2 separate regions of the Homo sapiens genome follow, and region 2 is linked to region 1. A link is a loop called in an ENCODE intact Hi-C map of the cell type or tissue named here. Cell type or tissue: IMR-90. All regions are shown on one strand.

Region 1 (5,000 bases):
GGGCATTAATCCATCCATGAGACAGAACCCTCATGACTTAATCACTTTCTAAAAGGCCCTGCCTTTTAATACTACCACAGTGGGGATTTTCAATTTGAATTTTGAGGGGGTCACACCTTCAAAACATGGCACCTGGGGAAGAACATTATGTGGTGTGGTGGCCAGAGCACTGGAGTTCTGAATTGTGGCTCCAGCTGTGCCACTAGTTGTATGCCCTTGGCCTTTTCATTAACATCTCCATGGTACACTTTCCCCTTCTGAGAAGTGTGTTGGGGAGAGGGGTTGGGTGGGAGTGGGATGCTTGAAGCCAAGAAGTTCTAAATTGCATTCAGTTCAGTGTGATGGAAGGAATATAGAATTTGGAGTCCAGTGGCAAGAGCTCAGATCCAGATCTGACTCACCTGCCTGTGACTTTATGCAGGTTATTTAACTTAGCAGTGTCCTTCCCTAGAAAATGATGCCTATGATTCCTACCTTCACTACATGAGATGAAGTACATGAAAGGGCCAGGGCATGTTTCTGATAGCTAAATTTCATCACAAGAAGGAAAATACATGTGCAAAAGCATTCCATCACATGATAGAAGGATGGTAGGTACAGCACGTGTAAGGAAAATAGATGTGTAACTCTTGAAATTTGAAAATGGCCTAAATAAGCCTGTGGGGGAATATTTTTAAGAATTAAGTTGATTCCTTTTAAACTCTTTTACTGAACTAACAATACATATTAAGTGCTTATCATTTATGCCCTTAAGGAGCTCACAGTCTAATTGGTTAGTCACTCCTTTTTCTTTCTTTTTAAAAATATTTTTCCTTCAGTTTTAATTGTTGGCCTCCATATTTTTTCTTATTTGGAGGTGATGTAGGACCTTCTTTCTCTTATACTGAATTAATATTTACTCTATTGATTCCTAGGTCTGAGCATCTGGTTTTATTTCTAAGCAGATGCTTAGAAATGATGAACCCATTTTTCTTGGTGCTGAGTGAGCATTTCTTAACAGACCTGGACTCTCCAGTGCTTTCCGGAGGAAAGAGCTGACTGTAGCAGAACAATGCTGAGGCATGGCCAAACCTTCAGAGGAGCACCAGTGTCACGCCGGGTCTTCTCTGTTTCAGCTCTTCAATCCTTAATTGCCAATAGAGGCATTTTCAAGAAAATGTTGAAGATAATTTCAGGAATGTAGGATTGAAATAGTAGGGCAATGTAGATGATAGAATTGAGAAACACTAACAGAGCTAAGGAGTGACAGCTTTAAACAATATTTTAAAATTTATATACAATGAGAAGAATAAATAGACTTATAGAAAGAGATTTTCATCCCAATTACCTGGTAATGTTATTGAATACTTTTTTATTACAATCTGTGATAAAATGCCATTTATGTAACCAATAAGACATAGTGTGGCCATTGAGCCAAGTTTGTGGTTTACCTTTGACTGTAGTTAAAACAAGTGTGATGAATGAACAATTGCTGTTACAGCTGGATACAAGCAGGACTTTGTAAGAAGAGTCTTGAAATCTTTAGTTGAAGTCTGTTTCTCACCACTGTACTGAAGCTGAAAGTGTTTCAAAGCTAGTAGGCAGCCTTCTTTTGATGGATCTTATTCACTTGAAATTAAAGACAGAAGCTCTCCTAATCACAAAAATTCTTTTGCCATAATTAATAACTTGGGAATTTTCAATTGCTTTTGAGTACAGTAAGAAAATTAAGGAAATTACACATTTTGGATGTGCTCAGTACCTTACAACAGGAATAGTTTCAGCTATGTCTGTCAAAATGATAAGTATGCTCTACCTTTGATTTGAATACCCACCCTCTCTTCTAGTATATGTCAAATCCTAGAGCTGAAGCTCCCCAGGGATTTGGTACTGCTGGTTCTGTTATAAAAATGAGCCAATAAATGTATAGGCTGGAAGTGGCATTTACCAGGGAAATATGCCTGAAATGAAATGAAGACCTACTTTCTAACATGCTTCTTTTTTAATCCTCTGCATACTGTGATGGAATTGTAGGTTGATGCTCCAGGCTTCCCCTTGAATGAATGCCTGTGGGCTAGGCTAGAAGCTGTTTTCTTTGTGGTTTGTCTCTTGTCCAAACCCATGGGAAGCCCAAGCTCCTTTCGTTTTCATTCTTTTCTAACTCTAGTGCTTTTGAACACAGAACCCCCATCCTCCCACCACCCAAACTCCACATTCCAACCCCATGATTTCATGGTACCTGGCATGTCTCCCCTGCCATGCCGTCAGGCCGCCTGCTGACTCCTGCAGAGGGAACAGACGGGAACATAAACTCACTGCAGAAGAGCAGGATGCTCTCTGTATATTTTTAAGACCAGGTATCCAGTTCCCATTTAGAGGCTGTATTTTTTTAACAGCGCCTTGAAAATTGAACAAAACACTTCTCGTTGGTCTCATTGCTTGATAATATCATTCCCTCTGCACTAATGTATAGAATCCCAGGAACTAGAGAATGGAAAAGATGTATTAGATCATTTCTAGCCCATTCCCACTGGTCACAATACTTTTTTCCCACAGTCTCTTCTCTGGTGCTTTTCTCTTCTAGTTTTCTCAAGAATTTGTTTTCTCCATTTCTCCTGGGGAATAATTTCTGAGTTTGAAGATGGAGGAATATATGTGAAAATATTCCTATTATTTTCAACTTAAAATTCCTGGTCTTTATAACCCTTTACATTACCATAAACAGTCCCTTATCTTCCTAGGTCAAGTATTTCAGGATGGTATTTTTTTCCTTTCCATTTATTAACTTCAGAGTTTGTTTTTCTGCTTTGCTTTCTCTCTTCATCAATCAGTCCCTAAAGCCCATTAATCATTTCTTACTGCACTGAAAATTCCTTTGCTTATTCCCATATCAGGAATCCAGAGCTGGTTAGGGTTCCTAGGTCCTGGAGGAAGCCTCGCTAATAGGTACTCATTCTATGCTAACTTCTCTCTCTCTCTCAATTCTCAAGTAGGAATTATTTTAAAAATATTGTTTCTAGATTATGATTTGGGGATTTCATCACTTGAAAGCCTTTTATGTGTGTGTTTGTGATTTTGAGTGTAAGATTATATTTGTTCTCAATTACCTGAAAGATATTTTTCATATCCTCAGAGCCACAGATCATTTGGGTTTCCTCCTCAGTTCCTGGATCAAGCACAATTCTGGACCATGGAACTATGATGTAGCATTCTATTTTAGGGCTATCATCTTAGGAGTTGAGAGGAAAATAGACTATATTTGTAGGATTTGGAATACTTGGGGAAAAGGAAGTGCCAAATTTAAGTAACCTTGGCACTCACATATCAAAAGTAGATTAGCTCTCAGGAGCTAGCATTAGGTATAAAAAAGACTTAACATGGCTTGTGGCTTCCTGGATTGGAGGACTCAATATTATAAAGATGTCAGTTCTCCCCGAAACAATCTATAGATGCAGTGTGATCTCAGTCAGCAACCCCAACCAGCAATTGCAGCTTCTAATCTGATCTAAAAAGAAGCAGCAAAAAATGAACAGGGTTTTTTTTTCTCTTGAGACTTGACAAGATGATTCTAAAATATATTGATACGTATAAAGGGCCAAGGATGGATAAAGTACTCTTGAAGAAAAAGAAGGTTGAAAGCCTCACTTTAGCAGGTTCCAAGACATATTTTTAAAAATCAATGTTATACTGACACAGTGACAGACAGATAGACTAATGAGTCAGAATTGAAAGACCAGACCCTTACCAGATTCTTCATAGAGGGATCCTTGATTTATGATGGCGATGGAATTTCAAAGCAGTGGGAAGAGACAGTCTTTTCAATAAATGGTGCTAGAATAATCAGATATTCATATAGGAAAAAAAGAAGAAATTAGATGCTTACCTCACACCATATGCAAAAAAACTCCAGATGGATACAGACCTAAATGTGAAGAGTAAAGATAAAACTTCAAAGTGCACACACACACACATTTTGTATATGCATATGTGTGTGTGTGTGTGTCTAGCTATATGTATGTATCCATATATGCACACACACACACACACACACACGTGCACCTTCATAACTGCAGGGTATTGAAAGATTTCTTCTATGATACAATAATCTGTTATCAGAAGTTATATATCTGATTCATAAAATTAAGTACTTATCTTTGTCAAAAGATAATATAAATAGAAGACAGCCATACAATAAGACAATATATGCCCTACATGTAATTGACAAAATATTAGCATCTAGAATATGTACAGATTCTGAAATCAATACAAGACAATCCAATCTGAGAAAAACAGGCAAAATAATTTAAATAGGCTCTTCATAGAATAGGAGGTAAAAATAGGTAGTAATCATAAAAAGAGTTCCCAACTTCTTTAATAATCAAAGAGAGTTAAACCATAATGAGATTCTACCTCATTTCCATCAGATTAGCTAAAAATAAAAAGACTGCTAATACCAAGTGTTGATGAGGATATGGAACAACAGGAACTTGGTAGAAAGTGTATAATGTTACATACTTAGGAATAGTTCACTATATTGAAGTACTACAATTGAAGATACGTATACATACCTTATGACTCGGCAATTCTACTCCTAGATATATACACTAGAGAAACTTGGCTCATAATACATTAAGATACCTGTATAATAATGGTCTTTTTTGTCCCTGTAATTTTTTATTTTGCAAATTTTTAAACTGACTGAAAAGTTGCAAAATTAATACAATGAATATAATAAAGTCTTAATAGATGGTAGCTAAGCAAAGCATAGTAGCTAGTAGAGAGAGCATACATGGGCTTTGAAGTCAGTGATATCTGGCCTGAAACCTCAACTCCACCACTTACTAGCTGTGTGACCATGGGCAATCTAGTTAAATCTGTGAGCCTCACGTCTCTCATCTATAAACTGGAGGTAATAATATGCCTACCATATTAGGTATTAAAATGATTAAATGCATTAATATATGTAAAGCACTGGGCATAAATGCTTGCAACATAGTTGTTCAGTAAATTATTGCTGCTAT
Region 2 (5,000 bases), 54 kb before region 1:
ATTTCACTAGTTTTTTCACTGTCCCTTTCCTTAGTCCAAGATCAAATCCAGGGTCCCACAATGCATTTAGCTTTCATGTCTCTTCTAATGCATACATTTTCTCCTTCATGACCTTGGCACTTTTGAAGAGAACCAGTCAGTTATTTTGTAGAATGTCTCTCAGTTTAGGTTTGTCTGATTTTTCTTTGTGTTTAGACTGAGGTTATGGATTTTTGGCAAGAATACCACGAAGAGATATTGTTCATAACAAGGCCTTGAGGCAGGTATTGCCACCTTATTTCAAACGTGAAGAAATAGTCTTTGGTTAAGTAACTTGCCCAATGTCACACAATGGTGGAATTAGGATCGTAAGATTTAATGTAGGCATTTCATTCCATATTTTGCAATTAGTATTTGTTATTGTAGGTTTCTGGAATGTTAATGACATTAAATTGGCATAGTGTTCCCACTGACTTTTAGCTTTTCTCTGCCATGTATTGTTCATGCAACATGCAACATGAGCTAATCAGCATGGTATGTGTTCAAGAGCTACTACAATCATCTGGGAATTTTGCTAGTTGATTACTCTGCCAGTTTGATGAGGTTACTTCATCTCTCATGGCAAAAAAAGGTGTTGCGTGGATCCACTCTAAAGCTCCTTTTAATCTCAGTCGGTGAGTCTTATTTGTTTAAAGTGCTTTTGTGGTTGGTTGCTTTTGTGAACTGACCTAGTTTATTAAAATGATAATAATATTTAAATTCTTTGCAATATAGCTTTGAGGAGCTAATGAAAACTACTGATAGTAACTGTTGAAAATATAGAGGAAGGAAGAACTGTAGCTGAATGCTGAGGATTTATGCTAGCAGATAGTACGGCAGCCATGGCCTGGAAATGCTGAAGAGAGTGATGCTGCTGACCTCCAAATTCTTGCTCAGTATATCTTTCGAATGACTGCAAGTTACAGAAGAGCTGTCTGCAGAAGCTTCTACAACTATATGTACACACACACACACACACAGACAAATATATATTTTTTATACAAATTTATTTATTTATTTATTTAAACATCTATTGGCCAAGCACGGTGGCTGACGCCTGTAATCCCAGCACTTTGGGAGGCCGAAGCAGGTGTATTTCTTGAGCTTAGGAATTTCAGACCAACCTGGGCAACATAGTGAGACCTTGTCTCTATAAAAAATTCAAAAAATTAGCTGGGCTTAGTGGCATATGCCTGTAGTCCCAGCTAGTCAGGAGACTGAGGTAGGAGAATCACCTGAGCCCAGGAAGGCTTCAGTGAGCAGCGATTGTGCCACTACACAGTTAAGATCCTGTCTGAAAAACCAACAAACAAAAAAACCCCAAAACCCATCTCTCTCTCTCTCTCTATCTCTCTATCTATCTATCTATCTATCTATCTATCTATCTATCTGTCTATCTAATCTATCTATCTCTATATTCCATGTCTTTCAGAAAAGGAACTAACAGCTAGTGCCTGCTATGTGCTAAAGTCTCATGGTATGTGTTTTACATACTTTATCTTATTTACTTCATACAACAATTTGTAAATATTATTCATCCCATTTTATAAAAGAGGAAACTAAGATTCAGAGAGTTTAGGTAATTTTCCCAAGTCACAGAGTAAGTAAATAGCAGTGACACAGTTCAAACCTAGTCTTGCCTATGCTTTTCCCACCTTACCAGTAGTCTTTTATCAAATGAAATCTTACATGAATCCCTGTTATATAAAACAGATAAAAGCAAAGCTTTTCTGATTTAAGAAGCAGAGGAGTATTTTTAGCCCTGCTTGTTTGATTTCCCTCTCCCCCATTACCCGCCCCACTCCACAACCCAGGGGCTCCTGAGACAGTGCCACACAATTTTGGATTTCTTAAGATGTAGTTTGAAAAATACTGCAGCTTCCATAAATATCTAAGTAAGTTTGTTGATCAGGACCACATATGATGGATGGATTATTTTTAAGGAGCTGCACCGTAAATGAGTGGTTTGAGAGTATTTACTTTGATGTGTATATATTTTATAACTACAATACAGTATTCTATTGATCTTAAGCTACATAAGAGTACATGAGATAATAGCAGTCAAACAACTTTCTTTCCTTTTCTTGCCTTCTTTCTTTTTTACAGCTTACTGCTGCCAAACATGCTGATCTTTGTGCCCAAAGATAATGCTTTGGATTCAGTCTGTCACTGTTGTAACTAACCTAGCCTCTAGCCTCCTCACAGAGAACACTTACTCTAGTTCTTTTCTTGACTCTATTCTAATACCACCATTCAAGAGTTCAAGAGTTTCTCTTCTGAAGATTACAATATGAGGCCTAAATCTTTCTCCTAAATTTCAACAGAGAAATTTACTCCTTTAGGGTAGAAGCTGCTCAGCCACACTGTGAGACCCTAGATGCCTAGAGATAATTTATAGGCACAGAGATGATATGCTGACTCCAGCTTGACTTAATTTAACTCTGCTCAGGCATTTAGTTTTCTCTCTCTACCATTTCTTGACAATATTCTATCTTTTTTTTCTCCAGTTCAGAGGCTTCACAGATTTCCTGAACTTCTCTGCTTACTGAGCATAGCAAGGTCATTTATAGGTCCTTGCACTGACCCATCACCTGAGTTCTGTTAGGTTTCTACTCATTAACCAAAATTCATCTGTAGCTTTCTTTTTTTCTTGCCACACAGTCTTCTGTTTTTTTTCTAGAGCTACTGCTCCATTTCTAATTGAGAAAGTTCTAATTGAACCGACTTCTGGTTGACTAAAGAACTGTTTTTTGTTTTTGTCTTTGTTTTTTTTTTTTTTTTTTTTTTGCCCCTTTGCCTCCTAAAAAGCAGAGTGAAGCCAATCTGATTTTTAATTCATGGATATTCTTACAACTTCCACTTCTACATCTTTTGCATTCTTTGTGGATGCACCAAACAGCATGCAAGAATGTCAGTTTCTCCTTCACATTCTTATCTTCATGTTCTGATTGTGACTCACTGAGGATGGAGCCCTGAATGACCTTGGTTAGGTTGCTTATTATCCCATTTTCTTGAGATGATAGGTGTAGATTTTTCAGTAAGGTAGTTGAAAGTATAAAATAAAATAACATTTACCTTGTAAAACATTTTAAAGTGGAATCTATTCTCTTTAATAATATCCTATTTTAATACAGCATTTTGTAGTTTTTCAGAATGCTTCACATTCTCATTTACTCTTGAATACAATATACAAAGTTCCTCTATTTAGCCATCAAAAATTTTTACTCGTTGATTAAACTTTTATTGTGCCTTCCCATTTTTTTTAACCAGTTTTGCAAGATGATGAATATAAAGTAAATATCAGTGTTCTTTCAAGTTTTACTTCAGTGACTGTTATCCTATTTGTACTAAAATTAGTTTAATGTTTAATTCATTTTTGGGCCCTGGTCTGATAGTACCATGATAATTTCAGTTATTACTAAACATGATGATAATGGAGGTGGTGGTGATAATAGCAAACATTCATTGGATGCTTACTATGTGCCAAGCATGGTTTTAAGTATTTGACATTCATTAACTCATTTAATCCTCATAACTCAATAAGGTAGGTGCTATTAGCCCTATTTTATAGATGACGATGTTGGGAGGTTAAATAACTAACCTAAGGTTACATAGCTAGCAAGTGTCAGAACCAAAATGTAAACCCAGCTAGCCTGATTCCAAACCCTGTGCACTAACTACAATGATGATAAATTCTGAAGCAAAGTACACATGTTAATTTGCTGATAACTGCCTTGTAACTTTTAAATCTGTTCTATGAAAGTCACTTATATATCTTGCCATGGTGACATGTAGAGTAGAAATTATAAATCATCCTTTGTTGTTGCTATTCTTACAGTCTTGTTTCGCTCAATGAATTATGAGGAAGAAGCAAAGCTGTCTTGTAAATTTATCTCCATGTCTCTATTTGGCTACTACCACTAGGATTACCTTGTATAAAATAAGGGCTTTTAACACATGAGTCCCAAGGTGCATGTAGGAAGTTCTGTTTATACACAGTCTATAGCTAAAAGGGCAACCTGCACAGAGCCCTGCAGGTAGAGGAGAGGTGGTGAGAGCTAAAGTTGATGGCTGACCAAGGGACCACTATCTAGGGTCTAGTTGGGATTTATGGCTAGAGTGCTTTCTTCAAGAAGTGGCAGAAGTACAGTCAGAAGGTGGGAAGTAAGAAAATAGTGTTGTGGGCCATTTCTGCAAGGGACAAGGAAGAATTTGATTCTGAAAGATTGTCCTTTGAAGGAGTTCTTAAAGAGGTCTATAATTCATTAATTATAGAGTATTAAGGTGAGTATATTAGTATATTAATTAGAATGGTGATGAGGCTTTAAAATTAGCAATATTGAACAGAATTCATTTTATACATCAAACAAAGGGCTTCTCATGAACTTTTTGTCACACTCCTCATGAACAGAGACTTTGCATGGAGTGTTCAACTTTATTATATGAATAAAGCCTACTCTTTATTCACCACGTTACTTTGGACCCCTTTTGGGAAGCAGGAGAATATAATAGTGAAGGGAAATGGAGCTGTTTACTCAAATCGCAGATTTGGATTCCTGTCCTCCCATGGGGAGAATGGTCTGAGCAGCCAGTTCATAAATTTGCTGGAAAAGAGAAGAGGCTTCTTGGGCTGAGGGTAAGTGTGCAGTGCGAAGTTGGAGTCCCAAGGGAGATGTAAAGGACCAGACTGTGTGGAACTCTTGCCAGTCCTGGGGAGAGAGTCAGATTGGCCCACCGACTGGCTACTAGCTACCTGGCAAACTTTGGCTTTTCCCATGGCTGGCAACCTTCCAGCTACTCCCATGCCACTAAGCTATGAGACATCCAGACTCAATAAGTTGACTGGCTCTTCATTAAGAGGAAGTGGGGGAAAGTAGACCATGCATGACTATTTGGATCAGCCAGGCCTGGCTCTACCACCACATTTTAAATGTGATTCCAGGCAGTTTTTTGACTTCACTAAACCTCAGTTGTCTCATGTG

Evidence for each region. Hi-C counts contacts between places; a loop is a spot of excess contacts. Peaks named below come from ENCODE experiments on the same cell type or tissue, not always from the same donor. Only the 100,000 strongest peaks of a DNase experiment are listed, where the experiment ranks them.
Region 2: a loop joins it to region 1, with 2.9 times the contacts of the local background. A loop is called at or near these places in 9 of 110 quality-filtered maps.

Annotation. Positions count from the first base shown.
Region 1 is chr1:119,077,930-119,082,929 of GRCh38, reverse strand. The region is part of intron 1 of WARS2 (tryptophanyl tRNA synthetase 2, mitochondrial); the gene reads left to right. Among named protein-coding and RNA genes, the nearest start is that of WARS2-IT1, 33 kb to the right of the region's middle. In IMR-90, no CTCF peak of the experiment used is centred here; DNase peaks (open chromatin) are centred at 1,449 and 2,139; H3K4me3 peaks cover 174 bases.
Region 2 is chr1:119,132,125-119,137,124 of GRCh38, reverse strand. All of the region lies in intron 1 of WARS2 (tryptophanyl tRNA synthetase 2, mitochondrial), which reads left to right. Among named protein-coding and RNA genes, the nearest start is that of WARS2-AS1, 5.8 kb to the left of the region's middle. In IMR-90, no CTCF peak of the experiment used is centred here; a DNase peak (open chromatin) is centred at 2,934; H3K27ac peaks cover 136 bases.